2 separate regions of the Homo sapiens genome follow, and region 1 is linked to region 2. Evidence: read pairs that join two places in POLR2A ChIA-PET (ENCODE). Cell type or tissue: HepG2. All regions are shown on one strand. Links, peaks and the distances in the headings refer to the core of each region. The heading gives the core; the rest is flanking DNA.

Region 1 (4,394 bases), core at 191-4,190, 65 kb after region 2:
TTTGATCCAACATCAATGCTTAGAAATTCCAGAAACCTCAGTGGTTTCTCTGTCAGACACCAGGACTTCATAGGCTCTGGCCTGGCAGGAGAGCAGACTATACCACAATCTCCTGACAGCCTCATCTGAGGAGGCTCTGGCCCTAGTTGTAAAACAGATGCTGTGGTCCGTGCCTCTCCTTGCCTGGCACTTCTGTGTGGCTTAACCGAAGGCACGTTAAAGCTTTTTTCACTGGCAGATAATAACTTGCTGCCAGACAATACTCTAGAGCTCTTCTCCACCCTTCTTTGTTCCAGACATCTGCCTCCACCACCCCATACAGCACCTCCTGCTTCTCTACTGCCGGCAGATCTCTGTTTCCTTGGCATTTAGCTTTGGGGGAACAGCTGTATGTTGTTTTTTTCTGCCTTGCCTCCAAGACCTCCTTACTTCAATTTCCTGTTTCCTACTTTATGCCTTGTGGTCTGACCCCAAATGGCCTAATTACACTTATGGATGCCTTTGAATATAGGGGCTGTGTTGCAGTGGGCAGCTGTTTACAGATGTGAAATCTGAGAAAATCTATCAAAGGATGCAGAATGCCATTAGGAGAAGGAACTCTAGACTCCCTAGAACCTCACTCTTGAGTTAGATTAGCAGATGGTTTTCATTCACCATTAAACTAGTTTCTACCAATTTTTCAAAATACATATTACAGAGTATTTATTTATCATTCGTTGATATTTTGATGTCCCTCCAGATTCTATTGGCAGTTGTATCATTTGTTTTCTTCTCTTGAGAAAATTCCAATAATAATAATATAGCAACAAAAGCCTAACATTTATTGAGCACTTGCTATATACTAGGGAGTGTTTTACGTGCTTTACACATATTTCGTTTCTGTCTTGCAGTAATCATATGAGATAGGTGCGATTACCTAATTAACAGTGGAGGAAACTGAATCCCAGAGGGCTAACTTGCCCAGAGTAATGCAGCTAAGAAGTAGAAGAATGGAGCCAGTAGTCTCTAAACCACCTTCCCGATCCGCCTCCTCGTAGTTGTTTTAAAGGACAAAACATTAAAATGTCATTCTTTTTCTTAGGACTTTATAAGAGGGAGAGAGCTCCCAGGGAACTTCAGTGTTTTTCTTGTTTGTTTTAATTATTCTATTTAAATGGTTCCTAGACATAGGTTTTTATGATCCAGTGGTGCTTGCTGAGGAAAATCTTATTATGTAACCGCCCTTTTCCTGAGCCTTCTTGCCCTCCTGGATACAGATGTTTTGCTTTTTATTAAACTTACTTGTGATCATGTAATTGAGCTGCTATAATAATAGCTTTCAGAGTGAAAGAGCAATTGACCTTTTAGCAGTAAGCACTCCCAATTTTCCTGGAAAGGCACTTTGTCATGTATGATTGGAATGAGATTGTAATGGTCCCAGAACAATTACATTTAGCAGACATTTGTTCTACAGCTGTCATATGCCAGGCAGTGTTCTAGGTTACCAGAGTGAATAAGACAGACTATGATCCCTGCCTTCCTGTAGCTCCAAGTCTAGGTGGTTAGCCATGACTCAGTCTTACTCCAGACATAAGTGGAACTTTTGCATGGTGAATGGCTTTTTGCAGGGATGAAGCTTGGAAATTTGGCAGACCTGGAGGGACAAAGCAGACACACACCTGCAGTTTTAGGGGGTGTGACCAGTACTGTAGTGCCAAATGAGTCTTCAGTGGACCCTAAGCAAAGCCATTCAGAATCATCAACAAAAATGGGTTTGCGGAAAATCAAGATCCGTTCTACTTCCTCCCACAAGAGACTGAAAGCAATAATAGAAAACAGAAGCTACTATAGAAAAGTGTTATAAGGTGAAGAGTAAGTTATTGCAAAAAGAATTTTTAAAATATTAAAAAATAAAGAGAAAAGTGTTTTGATAGTCTATTATTCATCTCTTCTCCCTTATCTTGGTGCCTTCACCTGCAATTCTGTAGGTTTCTGGTAGCCTCCAATTGGTCATCAACCCAGGCCTTTCCCCATCATCATCAGCAACACAAATTCTAGACCCATACTTAAAGAGCTGTAAGTACATTTAAAGCTATTGCAGCTCTACCAGGTAAAATTGTGGGAGAACATACAAAAGTCTGAGGAGCTCCCCCTGCTGACATTGTAGCAGACCACTAGCTCTGTGTAGTCACAGCAACTGAAATGATGGAAATGAAGCTGAGTGCCTACCGTGGACCAGGTACTGTCTTTCCCACGTTATCTCTTTTCATCTTTGCAACAACCCTGTGAGGTAGGTGGTAGCATTTCCATTCTGTAGGGAAGAAAACTGAGGCTCAGAAAGTTATGTCACTTGCCCAATATCACTGTGAGAGGCTGACCTGGAATTTTAAACCGGGTCTTCCTGACTCTTAGAAGAGTTCTGTTCTGTCGTCTGTGCCATGTTTTGTTTGAGTTCAAGTAGGGAATATCTGCCAAAAGGTTCTTAAGCTTATAATATTTTTCTGCATGTTTGAGGCCTCATAAAAGTGAAATAAGAAGCTTGGCATTTGACAGCTTCCTGGTAATTACTGGAAGAACAAAAAACTTCTGAGGAATAGGGGCCTGGGTAATGTGGGGTATTAGCTGTCTGTCCTGCATAATCTTTTTGACTTTCATCCTAATGAGCATCTGCTCCTAGCAGATGTGGACCTGATATACTTAATTTACTGTTTTGATTAAAATCAATGGGAAGTGTCAGGGTTTTCTTGCTCCTAGCCACAGGTCATTACGGCCTGGTCCAGTGTCTTGAGCAAGAGATGGCTTTGTGCCCAGTTATCCTAATTTCTCTTATGACTCCTTCTTCTTCTTTTTAAATATAAAAAAGAAAAACTGGCCAGGTGCGGTGGCTCACGCCTGTAATCCCAGCACTTTGGGAGGCCGAGGCAGGTGGATCATGAGGTCAGGAGATTGAGACCATCCTGGCTAACGTGGTGAAACCTCATCTCTACTAAAAATACAAAAAATTAGCCAGGCATGTAGGTGAGAATTGAACAATGAGAACACGTGGACACAGGAAGGGGAACATCACACACCGGGGCCTGTTGTGGGGTGGGGAGAGCGGGGGAGGGATAGCATTAGGAGGTATACCTAATGTTAAATGATGAGTTAATGGGTGCAGCACACCAGCATGGCACATGTATACATATGTAACAAACCTGCACGTTGTGCACATGTACCCTAAAACTTAAAGTGTAATAAAAAAAAAAATTAACCGGGCGGTTGCGGGCGCCTGTAGTCCCAGCTACTCTGGAGGCTGAGGCAGGAGAATGGCGTTAACCTGGGAGGCGGAGCTTGCAGTGAGCCAAGATCTCGCCCCCGCACTTGGGCGACAGAGCAAGACTCCGTCTCAAAAAACACAAAAAAACAAAAAAACCTTTTTACTGAACGGTGTCACTTCTCAGTACGACTTCTTTGACCTATTACTTTTTTGGGAGTGTGTTGTTGAATTTTCCCATATTTTGAATTTCCCAAATTTCCTTCTGTTGTTCTCTTATTTAATTTGATCATGGTCTGAGAACATACTTTGTGTGATTTTATTCATTTTAATTTTATTGGAACTTGTTTTATGGCTTAGTATATAGGCTCTTCTAGAGAGTGTTACCCATGTGCTTGAGGAGAATGTGTATTCTGCAGTTATTTAGTGGAGTGTCCTGTAGATGTCGGTTAAATCTACTTGGTCAATATTATTGTTCCAGCTTTGTATATCCTTGCTGATTTTCTATCTAGTTTGTCAGTTATTGAGAGTGGGTATTGAAATCTCTATTATTATTGAATTGTGTATTTTTCCCTTCAATTTTGTCAGTTTTTTTTTTTGTTTTGTTTTGTTTTTTTGAGACAGAGCCTCGCTCTGTTGCCCAGTGATGCAATCTCAGCTCACTGCAACTTCCGCCTCTTGGGTTCAAGCGATTCTCCTGCCTCAGCCTCCTGAGTAGCTGAGATTACAGGCGTGTGCCCCCAGGCCTGGCTAATTTTTGTATTTTTAGTAGAGATGGGGTTTCACCATATTGGCCAGGCTGGTCTTAAGCTCCTGATGTCAAGGGATCTACCTGCCCCAGCTTCCCAAAGTGCTGGAGTTACAGGCGTGAGCCACTGCATCTGGCCCAATTTTGTCAATTTTTGATTAATGTATTTTGTGACTTTGTCATTAGGTGCACATATGTCTACGACTGATATGTGTTCCTGATGAATTAACTATTTTACCATTGTCCCTCTCTGTCTAGTAATATTTTTTGTCTTAAAGTCAATTTTTTCTTATATTAATATAGCTACTGCAGTTCTTTTATGGTTGTTGATTACATGAGATATCATTTTCCATCCTTTTACTTTCAGCCTGTTTAGCTCTTTGAATCTGAAATGTGTATCTGGTAGAAAGCATA
Region 2 (4,394 bases), core at 110-4,109:
CAATAGTCACATTTTATGGATGAGGAAACTAAGGTACAGTCAGGTTAAGTAACTATTCCTAGAAATCAAGATACCATCATATACCAGGAAAAGGATGGAGCTGGAATTCAATCAACCATTCTGACTGCGGGGCCCATATATATGACTATACATATTGACTGTAATTTGGATGTTATGGATAATAACAATAAAATAAATATCACTCATGACTTCTCCATCTAGAGTTAACCAGTTAGCACTTTGCCATATCCTTGGATATCTTTTGCACACAATAGATACACAATTCAGGGAATAGTTGGAGTTTTTCTGCTTCTAGGTGTGTTTGCCTTCGGGAATGTGTTGTTTACTGTTCTAAATTTATGATGTTTTTCCCCACATTCTCTGTACCCCTGTAAATTCAGTCTAGTGTAAGAGTCACACAAGAGCTGTATGGAGTCAGGTGTGGGTGCTGGCTTGTGGTGCTTACAGTTTGAACTTTGGTTCTATATGATGTTACTTGAAGTATCCTGAAATGGCCGTAGGAAAGTCCTATTAATAAAAACAAAGCTGCCAGTCGTAGAAAACCCTGTGTATTTCCATCCATATGGAGTTTCCAAAGAGTACTGGGGCAGTTTTAGGCTTCTAATTAAAAGCCTGAAATTTTGTAGTTAATTTTCCATTTGGGTGAACTTTACTTATGCAAGTGGTCTTAGAATTAGTATTTAAAGGATTTTTTAAAAAATAATTATATCCTTGGGTTAAATCAAGTTATGGAATATATGTCAGTATTACATGGTTGGTTTGACTCTTAGACTTTGCCCACATGGGCATAGTGAAGTGGAAGAGAGATGCAGTTACTCAAATAAATAAGGAGATTGGACTCCATTTTAACAGCTTCTTGCAGGTCTATAGGTTTCTGAATCACACTCCTAAATGCAATAGGAAGGGGAAGATTTGGGGTATGAATTATTAGTCAGGTTTTAGATACAGCTATAAATTGTTGGTTCTGGTTTTTAATTCACTTTACTAAACTATGTAGAGGGAGCCCAAATCACAATGAATTATTTTTGCCACATAAACATACTTTATTTTCTCCCTGAGCACTTTTTACTTTGTTTTCTGGTAACAGCCTTTGACATAATTCTTAGAAATCTGCTACTCTTGGGAATTGTGGTGTCTCTGGGGTTTCAGTTGGCCCTATTGTTTGGTGAGGGAAACCATAGTGAACCTCAGAGAGGATTCAATAGTAATAAAAACAACAGAAACAAGATTCATATTTCCACAGCTGTTTTCTTATTTGGAGTCTCATAACAACCCTATGAAGCAGACATTGTGATCATGTTTTACAGAGGAGGAAACGAAGCCTCAAAGAGGTTAAGTATCCCCAAAGTCGTATAGCTAGAAGGTGGAGTAAAATTCCTGGCATAAGATAATCAGATTGCACAAGGAACCTCTAAATCTAACTTCTAATTCCCACTGGGTTGTGGCATACTCTCTAGATGGTTTTTATGAGTAGTTGTTAAATATAATTGTCTCTTAGAATTAAATAGAGAAAATCTGGAAAGGTGATTGCCTTCTCACCTTTGGAGAGTACTCAGTCATGTTATTGGGAGTGGGAGTATGTGTGTGTGGAAATGGGATGGAATCTTGGCATTTGTCTTTTTGTTTGTTTGTTTGTTTTTTTAAGACAGGGTCTCACTCTATTACCTGGGCTGAAGAGTGCAGCGGTGCAATCATGGCTCACTGTAGTCTTGACCTCCTGGACTCAAGCAACCTTCCCACCTTGGCCTCCCACCATGCCTGACCGGCATTTGTCTTATGTACATATCCTAGCCATGTCTTTTGCTTCTACTTGGATAAGCTTTTGGTGATTGAGAATTGATTTTGGGGACTGTGTGACGGTATCACAAAGACTATTGTTGGTAACCTTTGTCTCAGTCTGCTTTACTTTAAGGGACAGATTGGGAAACTTGTTTCTTCTTCCTTTTTAAAAGAGGAATGAAAAACACAATTGACTGGCATTTTCTCCTCATCAGCAGCCCTGTGTGACTTCAGTTTGACTTAGCTCCCTTTGTTCTTTACAGGGAACAGAGTAAAATCTCTTCTCAGGTGGCTGGTAAGAGCATATCAGGAGAGAAGTCCCTTATCCTTTTAAAGCAACAGCAAATATTTTTCTTCAGATGAAAGAGAGATTGTGTAATTGTTTTACTCCCTCTGACTTCTTCCCATCAGTAAAGCTTTCTCTTGTTTGAGCTGTTAGTGTGTTTAGGTCCCTGGAAATTGATAGAAATGTTGTTTGGTAATCCTGATCCTTTGATTTTTTTCTTGGTATTGATATTTGTAGCTACTCTTTCCCCTTTCTGAATCCTGTAGGAATCTGAGGTTGCATCACAGTTTTCTGAGTCATACAGTACTTGTGACCTGTATTTTATTGTTCCTCTTGAGTAACAGGAGGTCGGAAGGTCGGTTTTTTTTATTTTTTATTTTTAGGAATTGGACTGCTGCTGTTTCCACCACACCTTGTAAGATTATAAATGGTTTAAGTGTATTTCTTTGAAAGTGCCTTTATATTGCACTGTTAAGACAAAGGACTCTCAAGATGTTTCTTCTGAACTTTTTTATATTGGGTAAAAGAATTGCAGTAGAGGGTTAAGGTAAACTAATAGGAACTGTATTTTTGGCACTTTCCTGGTTAGTAATTAATCACTTATGTGGCAGTTTGACCGAAGGGCTACCCTGGGTTCAGGTCTAGATTTCTGATCCTAATCTATGAGTTGTCAGGGTTACTAAGGAGATGATTTCCTTCCAGTTAGTTCATCCTTAGCCTATTCAGGAAGTTGGCCTGAAAATGTTGATATTTTCAGTACATATTTATGCACTAATAAGTGATGAGAGCTGTATCATGAGGATACAGGCTAGAATTTGTTTCTTTGTCACTCCTTAGGTAACTCTGTGCTGTGTAGGACTAGGAACTTGGTGAGTTTTTTTGTTTTTGTTTTTGTGTTTTTTTTTTGAGATGGAGTCTCACTCTGTCACCCAGGCTGAAGTACAATGGCACGGTCTCAGCTCACTGAAAGTTCCACCTTCCAGGTCCAAGCGATTCTCCCAACTTAGCTTCCCAAGTAGCTGGGACTACAGGCATGAGCTACCACGCCTGGCTAATTTTTGTATTTTTAGTAGAGACAGGGTTTCACTATGTTGGCCAGGCTGGTCTCGAACTTCTGACCTTGTGATCTGCCCGCCTTGGCCTCCCAAAGTGCTGGGATTACAGGTGTGAGCCACTGCACCTGGCCAAACTTGGTGTTTTCTTGCTGTGAAATCTTTCTGACTTTTACATCTTAGTACTCCAGTGAGAGAACTCCTTCAACACAGGCTGTTAATGTTTTTTTCTGTCTGTATTTGGATACATCTGGTTGTGTACTCTTTAGATTGCAGCCTTTTGTGAAATGTAAAGAGCCAATTATTGTTTGGCTTTTTACAATAAATAGTTATTACTTTTTAAAAAAGTGAATGGTGGCCGGGCGTGGTGGCTCACGCTTGTAATCCCAGCACTTTGGGAGGCTGAGGCGGGTGGATCACCTGAGGTCAGGAGTTCGAGACCAGCCTGACCAATATGGTGAAACCCTATCTCTACTAAAAATACAAAAATTAGCCGGGTGTGGTGGCAGGCGCCTGTAGTCCCAGCTACTCGGGAGGCTGAAACAGAATTACCTGAACCCAGGAGGCAGAGGTTGCAGTGAGCCGAGATCGCCCCACTGCACTGCAGCCTGGGTGACGGAGCGAGACTCTGTCTCAAAAAAGAAAAAAAGTGAGTGATGAGGTTTGGGCTTCTGGTAATAATAATTTTTAAAATTAAAAAGTGAAAAAAAAATAGAAACTTGCCTATTAAAATTATTAAATCACCAATAATGCCACTACTGAGAGACAACCATGGTTAGTATTTATTGTATTTCTTTTGTATCCTTTTTCTCCTAATATTTTTTAAACAAAGTTGGGATTAATACTGCATATAGAATTTTGTGTTCTTTTTTCACTTAACATGTACTTACCGCATAATTTAATTTTTTTTTTTTTTTTTTGAGACAGAATCTCGCTCTGTTGCCCAGGCTGGAGTGCAATGGCACGGCTCACTGCAACCTCCGCCTCCCGGGTTCAAGTGATTCTCCCGCCTCAGCCCCCTGAGTAGCTGGGATTACAGGCGCGTACCATCACGCCTAGCTAACTTTTGTATTTTTAGTAGAGACGGGGTTTCACCATGTTGGCCAGGATGGTCTCGATCTCTTGAACTTGTTACCACCCACCTCAGCCTCCCAAAGTGCTGGGATTACAGGTGTGAGCTACCGTGCCTGGCCTTTTTTTTTTTTTTTTTTTTTTTTTTTTTTTTTTTTTGAGATGGAGTCTCACTCTGTCACTCA

What was found. ChIA-PET counts read pairs that join two places held together with the same protein. Peaks named below come from ENCODE experiments on the same cell type or tissue, not always from the same donor. Only the 100,000 strongest peaks of a DNase experiment are listed, where the experiment ranks them.
Region 1: POLR2A ChIA-PET joins it to region 2 with 5 read pairs; 6 of 35 experiments call an interaction of 5 or more read pairs at or near these places.

What each region holds. Positions count from the first base shown.
Region 1 is chr11:46,487,899-46,492,292 of GRCh38, reverse strand. The region is part of intron 11 of AMBRA1 (autophagy and beclin 1 regulator 1); the gene reads left to right. Among named protein-coding and RNA genes, the nearest start is that of MIR3160-1, 38 kb to the right of the region's middle. In HepG2, for the core only: a CTCF peak has its summit at 2,137 (motif pointing left); a DNase peak (open chromatin) is centred at 2,122.
Region 2 is chr11:46,552,343-46,556,736 of GRCh38, reverse strand. All of the region lies in intron 1 of AMBRA1 (autophagy and beclin 1 regulator 1), which reads left to right. Among named protein-coding and RNA genes, the nearest start is that of AMBRA1, 39 kb to the left of the region's middle. In HepG2, for the core only: no CTCF peak of the experiment used is centred there; DNase peaks (open chromatin) are centred at 2,236 and 2,716; H3K4me3 peaks cover 530 bases.